2 separate regions of the Mus musculus genome follow, and region 2 is linked to region 1. A link is a loop called in an ENCODE intact Hi-C map of the cell type or tissue named here. Cell type or tissue: heart. All regions are shown on one strand.

Region 1 (4,000 bases):
CAGGTGGATTTCTGAATTCGAGGCCAGCCTGGTCTACAGAGTGAGTTCCAGGTTAGCCAGGGCTACACCGAGAAACCCTGTCTCGAAAAATCAAAAAAAAAAAAAAAGAAAGGAAGAAAGAAAGAAAGAAAGAAAGAAAAAAATAAAGGGGATAAAGACTGAGTTCAATAAGGCCATTGTCAAACAAAAACCACAGCTCTCATCCCAAAGACAGTAAGAGATCATTTATCCTGAGCCAAATATGAAAGTGATTGTGGCCCAGGGAACCCAGATTTGGGTAGACTCCAGACATGTCCCACCATGGAAGTTATCATATGAACTGTTATGTCTATGTCCCACACCATGGAAGTTAGCATATGAACTGTTAATCATAAACTAAGCTAAAAATGAACGCATTTACCAAATAATACATGGATGAGGTCTCAAGATTTTTAATTGAGAGTCAAAAAAAGGGTAGGCCAGATAGACAGGTAATAAATGGCTAGGAGGGAGACTTTCGATAGATCGATAGATCAGGATGATCTGCCTCTGGATCTGTATCATTCCAACTCACCCCAACCAGGAGGCCCTAATCAGGCAATCACCGGGTAGATCAGCCTCAGTGTGTCTTTTCCAGGGAACTTCAGCCCACATCACCTAGGGAAAGAAAAGTGACTTCCACTTCAAAACAAAACAAAGGGTAGGGGGCTGTGTTGACGTGGAGAAAGTGATCAGTAGTGCCAGCTACTTAAAACTGAACAAGGGAATGTTGATAAACTCACCACAAGATGGCCGGGACCAGCCCTTGTGAAGACAATGGTTAGCTCTCACCTTGAGCAGCCAGAGCTCCTCAGAGCTGAGATGACAAGCTGATTACAGGTCCCTCGTGCAGTGTTGGAAGCCCAGCAGCCTGCATATTTTATAAATATCTGCACTAGCTGGCCTTCCAGGGAAAGAGATCCAATGACTGGGTGAGGCCCACCAGGCCCGGCACCTGACAGGAATCATACCTAATCGATTGTCCAGATGAAACAAACACCTCCCCTCAGGCCTTTGACAGACCTGGAGCCAATAATAATAACTAACTACACTTATTGCCACCGGGCTCTTCTCTCAGCCTTCCCAAGTTTGTGCCATTCGAGACCACAAAGTAAGTTTACCTTTTAAACAGCTCTGCTTACCTTAAGACATCGCAAAGAAAACCAACAAAACAAAACACCACACACACACACACACACACACACACACACACGAAAACAGGACAACTTAGATAATTTGATTATGAGGCATAAGAGTTCAGTAAAGTAACACGTGGCAACGACAACTAACCCGAAGTCGCTTGAATCAGTTACACGGAGACGCCCTGACACAGCCAGAACTGAACCTTGTTTTTCCGCCGCGCAGACAGCGGATAGAAAATATTGCGGATGTTATGAACTCGCGCTGGGGGGCCGTTTCCCTTTTCTGGAGTTGTAAAGCCCGGGTGCACCAGTCCTGCAGGAACGCAAGGCTGCTACCGAGCTTGGCTCCAGCCTTAAGGGTGGGGGAGGGGGTGGGGGAGGGGCACCGTAGGGCTTCAGCTGATCTCAGAATTCCGCCAGCGCGCTCCGACTTCTTAACTGCCTCGAAAAGATTTATGCGAGCAGAAGGTGTGCACTGGCGGAGTTCAGCTGGCCTTCGCGTCACGGTGAGTTTTTAATTCTGCGTTTTCCTCCCGTCCTAGTTTGAAAGAGGCTTCTACTCTCTCTCTCTGCTCCCGCTCGCCCCGTAAAGTTTGTTTTCAAACCTTGTAAACCCGGTTTCCATCAGTGCGGCCGGAGAATCGCATTCATTAGCCAGGCTGACTTGGGAGAAAAGAAAAGCTACCTTTGTGTACATAATGAGAGCCACCGCGTGGCCGCGGGTAACCGCCGGGAAAGAACGCTCTGGCCTCGAGCCGCCGTGGGTTGGGCTTAGCGGACCCGAGGCGGGTTCCGTGGGGTGGACCCTGAAGCCGCTGTCCAAGTTAGCAAACAAAATGACAAGGCAGTCACCGCCGGGTCCGGACCCGGCTCCTGCCACTCACTCGGTCCAGCTCCTCCTCCCCGAGTCTGTTCTCCCTCCTCTCCCGAGTCCCCGGCGGATGTGAGCCACCAATCCCAGCCACAAACACCAAAAACCCAGAGCGAGGCGGCCCTCAACCGGCGGCTGGGCCCTCCGTGGCCCCCTCCCGCACCACATGAGTCCCGCACCGGGGCGCAGCAGCTGAGTCATCCCCTGCCGGGTCCCGGAAAGCGCTGCGCCAGGGCGGTTTGCAGAGGGGGCTTGCCAGCCGTTGGGTTCTCCCTGGACACTGTCGTGCAACCGCCTCCTGCGCTGATGCCCGCGTGTGCTCACTTAGGGAGCACTCTGCAAACCACAGGATTTAGGGAAGGGGGAGGGTCATTTTAAGGTTCCTGCCTGCTTACTGTGACTCTTCCTCCAGTTGGTTCATTTTGGAAAAACCACCCAAGCTTCTTTTTTGACTCGGGGTTTTAACGCGCTCCTCGGAGGGGGCGCGGCGGAGGCTTGCTTTAATTTCCAACATAATCATAAACAGGTTCCAAAGTCTAGCGGGTCATCCTGTGGCCGCCTTACTGTGGCTCGGCTTTAACCTTGTTTTTACGGGTCTGTCTCCTCCTGCCGGATCTCCACCGAGGTCACAAAACCAGAACAGCCACAAAGCCGAAACTGGAGACAGACACCGGCGGTGACGTCGCTGCTCAGCTTATTTACGTTTGGGGTTTTTCCCCCCCTCTATGGGGAAAGTCTTCTGTGACATGTGACAGTTGCTTTTCTTTGCTTTTTTTTTTTTTTTTTTTTTTTTTTTTTTTAAACAACCGGGCATAGGTGAAAACTAGACCCAGAAGTGCGGGCGTGCGCGTCTCGAAGTCAGCCATAACAGCATCTGGCTTGTATTTGGGGAGGGGACGATTCTCGATTCTTCGTTCAACTCTTTGGAGCTCCCCTCTCAAGCAAAATAAACCAATAGGAATGAGTGTTTATTTAATGGCTAGTTTCTGTTTGAAATACTGAAGGGTGTCCTCTGGTGGGATATTAGCACACAAAGTAGACACTGTTTACTGAAACAGATGAGCAGTCCCGGCGTAGTCCCCCATCTTTTTAAAAAGGCGCGTGGGGGTGGGGGAGTCGCAGTGGGGCACACGCGCGCTCTGGCCGTCCCCCTAGCCCAGACGTTTAAAGAGCATGTGAGCATGACAAGTGTCTATTCGCAACGTGTTAGATTTCGAAACTGCCTTGCAATCCAATCCGGAACTCAGAGCTTTAGCCCGGGGGAATAGACATTTGCCCACGGTGACTATGTCTGCCTCCCCCCACCCCCACTGTCGCTGTTGGCAGAAGAGTCCACGAGGAGGAGGGTGCGCTGTGCCGCGCCCGCGTGTCAATGGCAGCTGCGCCTTCTGGAAGAAGTTGATTCTTGTCTGGAATACTTTTCCTTCGGTGCCCCACCCCTTGAATCAGAAGCTGCTGCCTCCGGCGGCTGGAGCAGAGACAGTGAAGTTTGGGGCAGCTGTCAAAAACAAGGATGGGGGTGTCTTTTCTTCTCTGGGGTGGACAGAGGAGATGTCCTTAAACCTCTCTCCATCCTTTACAAACTAAATGCACTCTTCGCTAGCCCGGGGAGGAAAGGCCCCAAAAGAGAAACCAGTGTGGCCGCTGAGAGCTGAGGGATGGAGATGGTGCTCTCGCCACGGGCAGGCAGGCATGACCCTGCTTCTGGGTTCCGCCAGCGCGTAGAGGGACGGGTGATCTCGGCCCCCAGGCCCAGGGTTGTGGAGCTGGAAGGTGCGGGGGAGGGGCAGAGGAGCGCGGCGGGGCGGGCGGGGGACGGGGCGGGCGGTTGGGGGCGGAGGCAGGACCTCCTGTACCTTCCCTCTGCTCTCTCACTCTGACAGCGCCGAGGTGCGCCGAGTGGAGCGGGAAACAAAGGAGCTGAGTAGGGAGGGAGGGAATTGGGCCAGGGAGAACCCCCGGCTGGCTG
Region 2 (4,000 bases), 150 kb after region 1:
CTGTTTTTTGCTGGGTCAGGAGCTATTTTTCACCCCACATCTACAGCAGAAGGAAGCTGCAATCTCAGGGCCGGGCAAAGCTGCCACTTCCCACAGTAACTGTGCTCAGAGTTTTGTTCACTTCCTCTTGGGGATGCACCTCGACTTATTGTTCCCATAGGTACGGGAAATGTGGCTCCCTTGGAAAGTGGCTCTCTACAGTTTTCCTGCATCTCTTGTCACTGTTTCTATTAGTTACATAAGCAAATGTCTTCATCGATGTCTTTATAACTTCCATTCTATAATTTCAAAGTGTCTTCCTTTATACCTCTCACTCCTCTATACCACACACATACACACACACACAGAACCTGTACACACACCCACACCTGTACACACACACATACACACAGATGCATCCATACACACATATACACATTTGTACACACACGTATACACACATCCATACACATATACGCACACACGTACACAACATTCATACACACATGTACATATACATCCATCCACACATACAAATATACATATCCATCCACACACACAAACACACACATGCATATATACACACAGGCACACACACACATCAGTACACATACACAAACACATGTGCATACACACAGACACACTTGTACAAATACATCTGTACACACACACACACACACACACACACACACACACAACTGTGTAGGGCGTGGAATCCAGAGCCTTGACACAAAAACACAGCTCTCACCTCAAAGGGAATGAGAGTTTATTCTGGAGCCAGCTATGAATGGCCATGGTAGATGCCTCTCTCCAATGTGCTAACAGTTTGATGAAGTTGTTTTTGTTTTTTTTCTTATTTTTCGAGATAGGGTTTCTCTGTGTAGCCCTGGCTGTCCTGGAACTCACTCTGTAGACCAGGCTGGCCTCAAACTCAGAAATCCACCTGCCTCTGCCTCCCAAGTGCTGGGGTTAAAGGCATGTGCTACCACTGCCCAGCTTGATGAAGTTTTTATAGTTACAGAACAAAGTCATAAATCAAGACATTTAAAAAATATATTGGTGAGACTATTAGGTATGACTGCTGAGGGGGATAACTCCGATCTTAGGTGCAATCTGATGGCATTCTTAGCCTCTGGGTTGGAGGAAGCGTGTAGCCTGTTAGAACATTCCAGAAGGATTTACCTGAATAGTCACAAGGGTGTTACAAGGTCAAACATGGGTGGGCAATGAATGACTGTTAAGGGGCTAAAGATTGCCCAAGGGACTTGGGGTCCAGATTCATAGCATCCCGCTTTCCAATATTCCAAGCGTTAACCAAGCTTTGTGGGTCCTCCCTCCCTCCCTCCCTCCCTCCCTCCCTCCCTCCCTCCCTCCCTCCTTCCCTCCCTCCTTCTGTTTCTTTCCTCTCCCCCTTTCTTTCTTTTTCAAAGGCAAGGTTTCACTAAGTAGTCCTGACTGGCCAGGAACTCAGATCTGCTAGTGTCTGTCTCCAACAGGCACGAGCACACTGGGCTAGCCTTGTGGATGCTTTAACACCGTGAGATTCATTTATTTTTCCTGCTTGCTCAGTTCCCATAGGCAGGCGGTCTACCACTGAGTCACACTCGCCACCTGGTTCTGTGGACCCGATGTCTGTAGTTGGAGATAGGGGGAGTCCATCCACTCGCAAAAAAAAGTCTTTGTCTTTTAAGTTGAACACGCTTCACCAGGTCAGAGCTTCGGAGCTGCAGAGATTGCTCTCCTCATTTTCTAATAGCCACGTGTTCTGAACCGGTGCCCGGTGCCACCTCTGATCCTTGCCCCACCACTCCCTCCAGGGTGCACAATACCGCATTTATATCTTTTGAATGTGTACCATTTGAAAGCGCAGGGACAGAAGGCAGATGCAGGCACACCTTTGATCTTTCATCCTTGCGGGTTAAGTGAGGGCAGACACCTGGCAGCTGCGAACTGGAAACAAAATGATGCCTGGGACTGGAATGACCTGAAACGCTGCAGTGGCTGGGCCGCAGGGGCATGGAAGCTGACTCTGTATGCAGGCAGAGGACCTGATCTCGGGTAGCACCTTGAACGACCTGGCTGGGGCTGGCTGGGGCTCAAGGACTTACTAGGCAAGAGGGCAGAAAAGATCCGGCAGCTGCATTAAGCAAAGTCAACAAACTATGCAGAGATGGCAGCTCAGCACCGGTGCCGACGGGCTATTCCGGTGAAAGTGCATTTAGAGTGCTCTTGTTCCTTCGTGGTACTCTAAAGGATTCCTTTTAGGTACAGAGATGTCACAAATGCTTCAGGTTCCCAAGTCCTCGGCGGGACCGTATTGCCCCCTGGCGTCCATGTGCTGTTACTACGTCTTTGCCCAGGAAGCCAGAGCCGTCAATCACATCCATGAAAGGCGGAGCTTCCAGTTTTCCGCACATGGAGAAGTTTGGCAGTACAGGATTGAAAGGCAGTTTTAAACCCTAAGCCAGACCTGGGAGGGAACTTCGGAATTAAAGTTCCTCCTTCCCCACTCTGTGCCTGGCCTTCTGAATGTTCCAGAAGCTTCGAAAAGAAATAAGTCAGATTTGAATCTGCTGGTTTTTAATATTGGTGGTCGTGTGGTTACTGCACCCTGCTTCTTTTCAGTCAACTCAAAAGTGGCCCGGGCTAGAAAACCTTTCCTGACTTCTCTTCAGCGATTGCTTCGTGATAGGTGTTGGATGCCTCTCTGCTGTCAAGCTTCTCCGACTGTATGGGAAGGCAAGGGCATGGAATATTCCTGAACTGCATCTGCAGCCGCTGGGATGAGGCTTCTGTTCAGTAAAAACGTGTCCAGTAATAAACAGTTGCGTACCGTCCACACGGGGCGAAAGCATCAGGGCTTGATCAATACAGCAACCCTACCCAAGGCAAGAAGTCAACTTCTGGGTGGGAAAGAGAAGTGTGTTCATGTGTGTGTGTGTGTGTGTGTGTGTGTGTGTGTGTGTGTGTGTGTATGTGTGTGTACACACAGGTGTGTGAATGCACGTTTGTGTGTGTGGGGTGTCTCCTGGCACCTTCCCTTGTAGCCTGATATTTACATGGGTTCTGGGAATTGAATTTGAGGTCAGCATCTTACTGACAGAACCTTCTCCCAGTCAGTATTTTGTTCTGAACACAGCTATGCTTGCTTTTAGATTTTTTTCTTTTTTAACAACAACAGGCTCTCAGGTAGCCTAGCCTGGCCTCCAGGTCTAACCAAGGCTGACCCTGAACTCCTGATCCTCTGCATCTGCTGTTCATGTCCCGGGATCACAGACATCTGGTCACTGTGCCCTCCCTGCTCATATTACACATTGATTTATTAAACAGCATCATGGCAGAAGGCACGACTCCTGACTGTCAAGGGTTTACATTTTAGAGTCATACTGAGCCAACAGGTACCAATATTGTCTGCTATCCTTGTGACTTTGGGAAAAAAAAAATCACTTGATCTTTTTGTGTCTTTTTCCTCAGCTGTCAAAATGAGGTGGATGCTAGGGGTAGATGCATCCCGGGGCCTCGTAAAGGCTTCATACTCCACAGGCATTGACTAGTGAAGAGAACCATATGGATTTTCTACCAGCAGAGGTTAAAGATATTCAGAATTGGGTTGGGGTTGTAGGTGAGTGCTAGAGTTCTTCCCTGCTATGTGCAAAGCCCTGGGTCCCATCCTCAGCGTGGAAAAACAAAACAAACCCGAATTGTTGAAGGTCAAGGCTCAATCCATTCTATAAGGTATTGTTAAATCCTCGGATGCAGATGACCCGACAGGCAAAGGCGTGTGCTGCCGAACCTGAGGGTTTTGAGTCCCAGGATCAACAGTGGAGAGAACTGTTGTCCTTTGACCTCCACATGCGTGCTGTGGTATAAGTGCTTGAGTGCACACACACATTCACACACACACACACACATGTGCATGCACACACACACCACACACACACACCACACACACACACGCATGTGCATGCACACACACACCACACACACACACATACACACACACACACACACGCACGCACAC

The links. A loop is a pair of places that touch in the nucleus more often than their neighbours do. Peaks named below come from ENCODE experiments on the same cell type or tissue, not always from the same donor. Only the 100,000 strongest peaks of a DNase experiment are listed, where the experiment ranks them.
Region 2: a loop joins it to region 1, with 2.7 times the contacts of the local background. A loop is called at or near these places in 1 of 42 quality-filtered maps.

The regions. Positions count from the first base shown.
Region 1 is chr17:70,851,114-70,855,113 of GRCm38, reverse strand. It overlaps Tgif1 (TGFB-induced factor homeobox 1), which reads left to right and starts at 3,904. Exons shown (of 3, transcript NM_009372.3): 1 at 3,904-4,000. It overlaps Gm36856 (a long non-coding RNA gene), which reads right to left and starts at 1,574. Exons shown (of 2, transcript XR_876932.3): 1 at 1,309-1,574; 2 at 416-889. In heart, CTCF peaks have their summits at 1,876 and 3,502; DNase peaks (open chromatin) are centred at 1,433, 2,033, 3,333, 3,933 and 1 weaker place; H3K4me3 peaks cover 3,431 bases; H3K27ac peaks cover 3,502 bases.
Region 2 is chr17:70,705,475-70,709,474 of GRCm38, reverse strand. All of the region lies in intron 5 of Dlgap1 (DLG associated protein 1), which reads right to left. All of the region lies in intron 1 of Gm36746 (a long non-coding RNA gene), which reads left to right. Among named protein-coding and RNA genes, the nearest start is that of Gm36746, 10 kb to the left of the region's middle. In heart, a CTCF peak has its summit at 2,306 (motif pointing left); a DNase peak (open chromatin) is centred at 2,294; H3K4me3 peaks cover 1,183 bases; H3K27me3 peaks cover 713 bases.